Regions from separate parts of the Mus musculus genome. Here region 2 is linked to region 1. A link is a contact called in ENCODE POLR2A ChIA-PET data. All regions are on one chromosome and are shown on one strand. Each heading gives the region's core, a stretch centred on a gene start or an enhancer-like site at or near the end of the contact. The rest is flanking DNA. Distances are from core to core; before and after follow the strand shown. Region 1 holds the start of Tbcc (tubulin-specific chaperone C). Region 2 holds the start of Ubr2 (ubiquitin protein ligase E3 component n-recognin 2).

What was found. ChIA-PET counts read pairs that join two places held with the same protein, here RNA polymerase II (POLR2A).
Region 2: POLR2A ChIA-PET joins it to region 1 with 22 read pairs in Patski. The contact joins the promoter of Ubr2 here to the promoter of Tbcc in region 1. POLR2A ChIA-PET finds 5 or more read pairs at or near these places in 2 of 5 experiments (Patski and embryonic stem cell).

The regions. Positions count from the first base shown.
Region 1 is chr17:46,888,691-46,891,875 of GRCm38, forward strand. It overlaps Tbcc (tubulin-specific chaperone C), which reads left to right and starts at 1,931. Exons shown (of 1, transcript NM_178385.3): 1 at 1,931-3,185. The coding sequence starts at 2,000. The coding sequence ends at 3,025. It also overlaps a transcript of Bicral not described here.
Region 2 is chr17:47,009,039-47,011,960 of GRCm38, forward strand. It overlaps Ubr2 (ubiquitin protein ligase E3 component n-recognin 2), which reads right to left and starts at 1,494. Exons shown (of 47, transcript NM_146078.3): 1 at 1,104-1,494. The coding sequence starts at 1,181.

The DNA.
Region 1 (3,185 bases), core at 681-3,180:
CCAGTTCCAGTGATCTGACGCCCTCTTCTGGTCTCCAGAAACACCGCATACTGCATCGTGGAGCACATGCATCGACCGCACAGGAAATACTCATATACATAAAAGACAAATAAATAAATCTAAAAAAAAAAAAATCTATCTTTCAGGAAAGAAAGCGGCTCTTACATTCCTTTCGGGGACCTGAACAAAGTCATCAGCTGTGTTTCAAGAGTCCAAAATTCATACTTTTGTGAAATAAAAGTGCTTTCAAAAAGTAGAAAACAAGAGCCTCATCTAGCTTGCCCAGGAAACAAAACTGACGAAAATAAGGAGCCTGCATAAGTGACCACCGACCGCCCCCCTCATCGGCGCTCTGTTACAGCAGGTATACAGACAAGAACACAGTAACATGTGATCTCCCACTCCAACCCTCCACCTAGGAAAGAATTTGCCACCCAGTGACACTTGTCTTTGATTCTGTAGTGTAATGCTTTCTCTTCAATCAAGATTTTGTGCTTGAGGTTTGGATTTTTTTTTTTTTTTTATGGTTAGGAAAGGAGGCAAATGGGACGTGAGGCTTGCAACTCAAGTCTTAATGCCAACTTAATTGAATGGCTCTCGTTTCCTCCCATCTTTATCTGCAGGAAAACGCAGGCATATTGGTAAATTTTCAAATGAGTATTTTGGGCAGTTAAAAAAATCCCAATTAAAAGAACAAAAATGGAGGTTGGCAACAAGGGCGGAGATGGGGCTGAAACCGAGAACTGTATGGGCCACCGAGTCCAGAAGGCACGGTGGCTGAAGGCAGCACGCGAGGATGCCACCCGAGTCCTCGGCGGCCGCCGCCTTGGGCTTCTGCCAGGGACTGCACGGTCTTGGCTGCCCACTCGCACCTCGGGTTGGTCTGGACTTTAGGCTAGGCTCGTTCACTTCCGGTGACAAATCCCTCCCACCACCTCTAGAAATAATGTACCGTTTCCCCATCGCCTTCCTAAAGACCGCCGGCCCTATAGGGAGAAGCGAGGCGCTCCGGCTGAGGGTCTTAGCCCCGCGCGGCCAGCGGTTGCCAGCTGCGCAGGGAGTGGCTGCCACCGCGTCAGGGAGCAAGACGGTGGGGGTGGCATGTCATCCTCCCCCGCCCCCCCTCCGACTGCAGCAATTGGCCATTAAAAAAAATAATCTGTTTTTAGACTCCCCCAGGAACCCCGGAGCCCGCTCCAGCGAGGAACCCAGTCTTTCCCATAGCGGTGATTTGCGCTTTCTTCCCGCCCCAGTAACTGCCCACGGGGACCCAGACGCCCCCAGGCCGCGCCGAGCTGCAGTGGATGGGGGAGGGCAGGAAGGATGAGGGTTACCGGGGCGGCAGGGACCGGCTGAGCAAAGAGGTGATGGAAGGGAAAAGGGAAAGGGAAAAAAAAAGAGAGAGAGAGAAAGAAAGAAAAAAACCCAGAGGCATGCAAGCGGTTCCCTGGCCAGCTGTTCCAGCTGCAGCTTCCTCCGACGCGGTCCGGGAGGTGCAATAACCCCCCCCTCCATCTTTCTCGCACTACCTGTCCCCCACAACACCACAAGCACAGATTCCTCCCCACCACCCTGCAGCAGATCTCCGGCCTGTAAGGGGGTAGCAGGGAGGAGCTGGGGGGAGGGGGAGGCCTGCGAGTTTCTAACCTTGTTCTTATAAACAAACCCACATGTGCAGCTGCCGCTGCTGCAACTCACCCCACAATCCCGGATATAAGTCCTGCCCCTTTAAGAAGAAAAAAAAAAAAAAAAAAAAAGCTTCACCCGACTGCCTCCCACCCCACCCATCCACCAGGACCTTTGTCTCCCCACCCCCTCCTGTCAGCCGGCCCCGCCCTCCTTCCCGCCCCTCCAACGCGAAGAAACCAATAGGCGAGGAGAATATGGAGGGAGCTGACGTCACCGCAGCTGGCCAATCACAGCGCGCGTTGGTGGGAGGCCTCGCGCGGAGAGCGAGCGCTCGGAGGCAAGGCGGCGGGGGAGGAAGCCTGGAGTCAAGATGGAGGGTGTGGACTGCTCCATGGCTCTGGCCGACGCTGCCGCTGGCTCCCCGCGGGACCTGAGCCTGGTGCCCGAGCGACTTCAGAGGCGCGAACAGGAGAGGCAGATAGAGGTGGAGAGACGCAAGCAGAAGCGGCAGGACCAGGAGGTGGAGGAGGAGAAGAGCGGCTTCTTCGCCGCCGCCTTCGCCCGGGAGCGCGCAGCGGTCGAGGAGCTGCTGCGGGGCGAGGCGTCGGCGGAGCGGCTGGAAGAGGCGGCCAACCGGCTCCAGGGCCTGCGGAAGCTCCTGAACGACTCGGTGCTCTTCCTCGCCGCCTACGACCTGCGGCAGGGCCAGGCGGCGTTGGCGCAGCTGCAGGCTGTCCTAACGGAACGTCGCCAGGAGTTGCAGCCCAAGAAGCGCTTCGCCTTCAAGGCACGGAAGAAGGATGCTGCGGGGACCGCCCAGGTAGACGCCGCACCCGTCGCCTCGGCGGCCCCTTCTCCACCGGTGACCAAGGAGGAGGAGGGAGCTCCCGGGGCCAGCTGGGCCTGTGGCTTCTCCAACCTGGAGTCCCAAGACCTGGAGAAGAGAGCTGAAGAGCTGCACCAGCGCGACGTCCTTTTGAGCGACCTGACCAACTGCACTGTCAAACTGTGTGGCAATCCCAACACCTTGCGGCTTGCGAAGGCCCGCGGCTGCAAGGTGCTCTGCGGCCCAGTGACCACCTCTGTGTTTCTGGAGGATTGTCGAGATTGCGTCCTGGCTGTGGCTTGCCAGCAGCTCCGTGTGCACACTACCAAAGACACGCGCGTCTTCTTGCAAGTGACCAGCAGGGCTATCGTGGAGGACTGCAGCGGCATCCAGTTTGCCCCTTACACCTGGAGCTACCCGGGGATCGACAAGGACTTCCAGGACTCCGGTTTAGATAGGAGCAAAAATAACTGGGACCAGGTTGATGATTTCAACTGGCTGGCCCGAAACGTGGCCTCCCCAAACTGGAGTATTCTTCCTGAAGAGGAGAGAGACATCCAGTGGGATTGAGCACTGGCCACACTCAGTGTGATGTCCCATTCGGTTTACCTGATATTGTCTTATGTTTGCGGTGATAGGGGTTAGAAATTGTTGAAACTCCCCTCCTGTGAGTCCTATTAAATTCATAGCAGTGTAACAGACTTTTGCTGGTTTGGCCTTCCCCTGCCTC
Region 2 (2,922 bases), core at 244-2,743, 120 kb after region 1:
CATTTCCTCACCCAAACTATCTTCCTCTGGTCTATTCACTCCAAATATTCATCACCGACGGCACATCCCAACTACTGACCCTAACATCCTGTGTGATGATGTGTTAAATAAAGAGTCACTCATTTCCTGGGAGCTTTTTCAACTGGAGGCCTCTGAGACTAGGCTCCCAATTGTCTGAGCTATTTACAGTCACCGTGGACAATCTGTTCTGATAGGTGTCCCCTGCCCTCACTGGCAAAAGATGACGCTGAGTTTGTTGAAAGTTGTTGTCTTTGTAACTTTGCTACTTGTATCGGCGCTTGTTGATACTACATTTTAAGTCTTTACTGTGTCTGAATGGCTTAAGTTTAGGGCCTAAGGGTTCCTGATAGGCTGTGATCAACGCTATCATTAATGAGCTTGCATCTGTTCACCAAAGCTGCTTTTTCAAAGTTATATAACGTTTGTTCTCCGTCCAACTTTTCCCAACTCCTAGAAAAATTATGTATTTTTTTTTTTAAATCTGCCAGCCTCCATGCTTAGCAAACGTGTCGAGGCACCACTACATTACACACAGGCACCAAGGTTACCATCTAACGAAATAAACAAGTGCAAAACAACTTTTTAAAAAAGCACCGAGGGGGTAATGTTGGACTGTGCTGCCTGCAGCCTGGGTAAACTCCCCTCCCCGCCCCCCAGCAACAAAGTTGGAGCTGGGAGAGGATAGAATCCTTCGGCGCAGACACTGCTCCGCTTATCCTAAGAAATGGCATCAGAAGGTAAAGTAGGGCGCTTATACGACAACGTTAGGAAGCCGCTCGCTCCCATCTTCCAACAGCCAGCATATAGGGCAAAAACCCAAGTGTTGTAGACTTAATGGAGAGTGAAGCTAATTAGGGATAATGAAAGCTCTGTAGTAAGAGTCGCCGCGTATAAGGAGGATCTGAGCACCGAAGGCGCGGAGCAGGCTCGATGGCCTCCTGGGTCCTTTTCCCCACGGGACATGGCCAGCGCCGCTGTTAGCCGAAGTCAGTGGCGGGCTCCGGGATTCCCAGGACTCTGTTCCTCCCCCGGGGCGCGGCCTACGAGGGCCGGACGTAGCCCTCCCGGGCTCCCGCACTCACCCCTGCGATCTCTTCGGCAGAACATTCCAGCAAACTGCGGTCGATGGCCTGCACCTCGGGCTCCATCTCCGACGCCATCTTCTCTCCTCCTCCTCTCCCCGGGTGCTCTCGCCGCTGTCGCCTCTCCCCGGGCCTCAGCTTCGCCTCTGCTCCCGCAGCCGCGACGGTCACCCCTGTCCTGGGGCCGTCAGTCCCGGGCCGTCCGGGCTGCCGCCGAGCCGAGATGCGCGAGGAGCAAAGCGGGACGCGAACCTGCAGCGGGGACGGCAGCCGCTTGCGCGCGCGCCCGGGCTCGGCGCCCAGAAGTCAAGTCGCCTCCTCGCCCGTGACCGGGGGAAGGACACCGAGAACCCCAGGCCTGGCACTCCGGACAGCCACTACCGCGTTCAACGCCAAGAGAGGGGCAAAAACACCCAAGCGAGGGAGCAGGGCATTCTGGGTACTGTAGTCGTCCCCTGAGCGGCCAGGGAGAGAAGCGAAGCCTCTAATAAGGAGCGGCACACGAGTATCATGGGAGTTGTAGTCCATCCCCTGGCGGAAGCCTGGAAAAAGACAATTTAGAATCCGTGAGAGGGGCTTGACACCAGAAGAACGAAATAACGTTTGAGATCTCGTCTTAGTCTCTTAGTCCTATTTATTCTTGTCATTTTTTTTTTATCTCCCCAGCACCAAGAATAATCATTCCTGGCGCGATAGACACACAGCTGTCTGTCAAAAGTCTGGTATCTGATAAACCCTCAATTGTCAAAAGAATGAATGAATCGCGCGTTCTATCCCGGAGGTTCTAATGCCTTGTCATCCTGGCACTAGTCACCGAGGTGTATTTAGTACCGAGATTTTGAAAAGTTTTAAGGTACAATTGCAAGACATTTAATTTATGACCATTGATTGATATATATCCTTTTCTTTCCTTAAGTCTTGTTGCATCAGAAAAGGCGTCCAACGAATCAACTTAAAGACCAACTCTCAGAGTCAGACAACCCTGGAAGCACGCGCTTACTTCCGCGTCCAGCCTGCCTACTCCTGCGGCTGCGCGGAGGGAGAGCCAGGGCTAGAGCTGCGACTGCCATTGTTTTTTGCAGTTTCTCAAAAGGTCAAGGAAAAAAAAAAAAAAAAAAAAAAAAAAAAGACTTTAAGGTTCAATGGCAGGCCACAAAGCAACAGAAGAAATACTGGATATTTTTTTTTTTTTAGCTGCATTGCTTTAAGACTATACTGACAGAAGCAGATCTAAAAGCAGACCGATTGGAGGCTTATATACACTGACTGTAATTTGTGACATGTATTTGAATATCTTTTAAATTATCTTCGTGGAGAAGATTAGGCTCTCACAGATGACCAGACAAACCCTAATTGCCCTGTAGGAAGAGGCTGGTATCTTGTACTGGAGTTGTTAGGGTTAGACCTTGGAACCTGCGGCTCTAACAAGCTAGGCTCAAGCATATATCCTCAATATAACAATTAAAGAGATAAGCAATAATGAAGAGACAGAGAAAGGAGACTTATTCGATATAGCCACATTGGGGAGAGGGACAAAAAGGTCCAGTGACCATCTGCCCACCCTCAAGTTCACTACCTTTCAGAGTCCTGACATGAGGTTTAGTTTTAAAGAAAGGGCAGCCCTGGTCAAGGTGTGGTCCTAGTCCATCGCTGGTCCATCATTATCTTGACTCCAGTCTCTCTTGCAAGTTGTAGAAACTGTAAGACACCTCTTTCTGGGAGGCAAGCTCAAGCTCTGGTTGATGCCAGACTCCCCAGCCTTTTCCAACTCCTATTACTTGGGGGGGCCATTGTCTTAAAAGCCTGGTAGCCAAAGAGA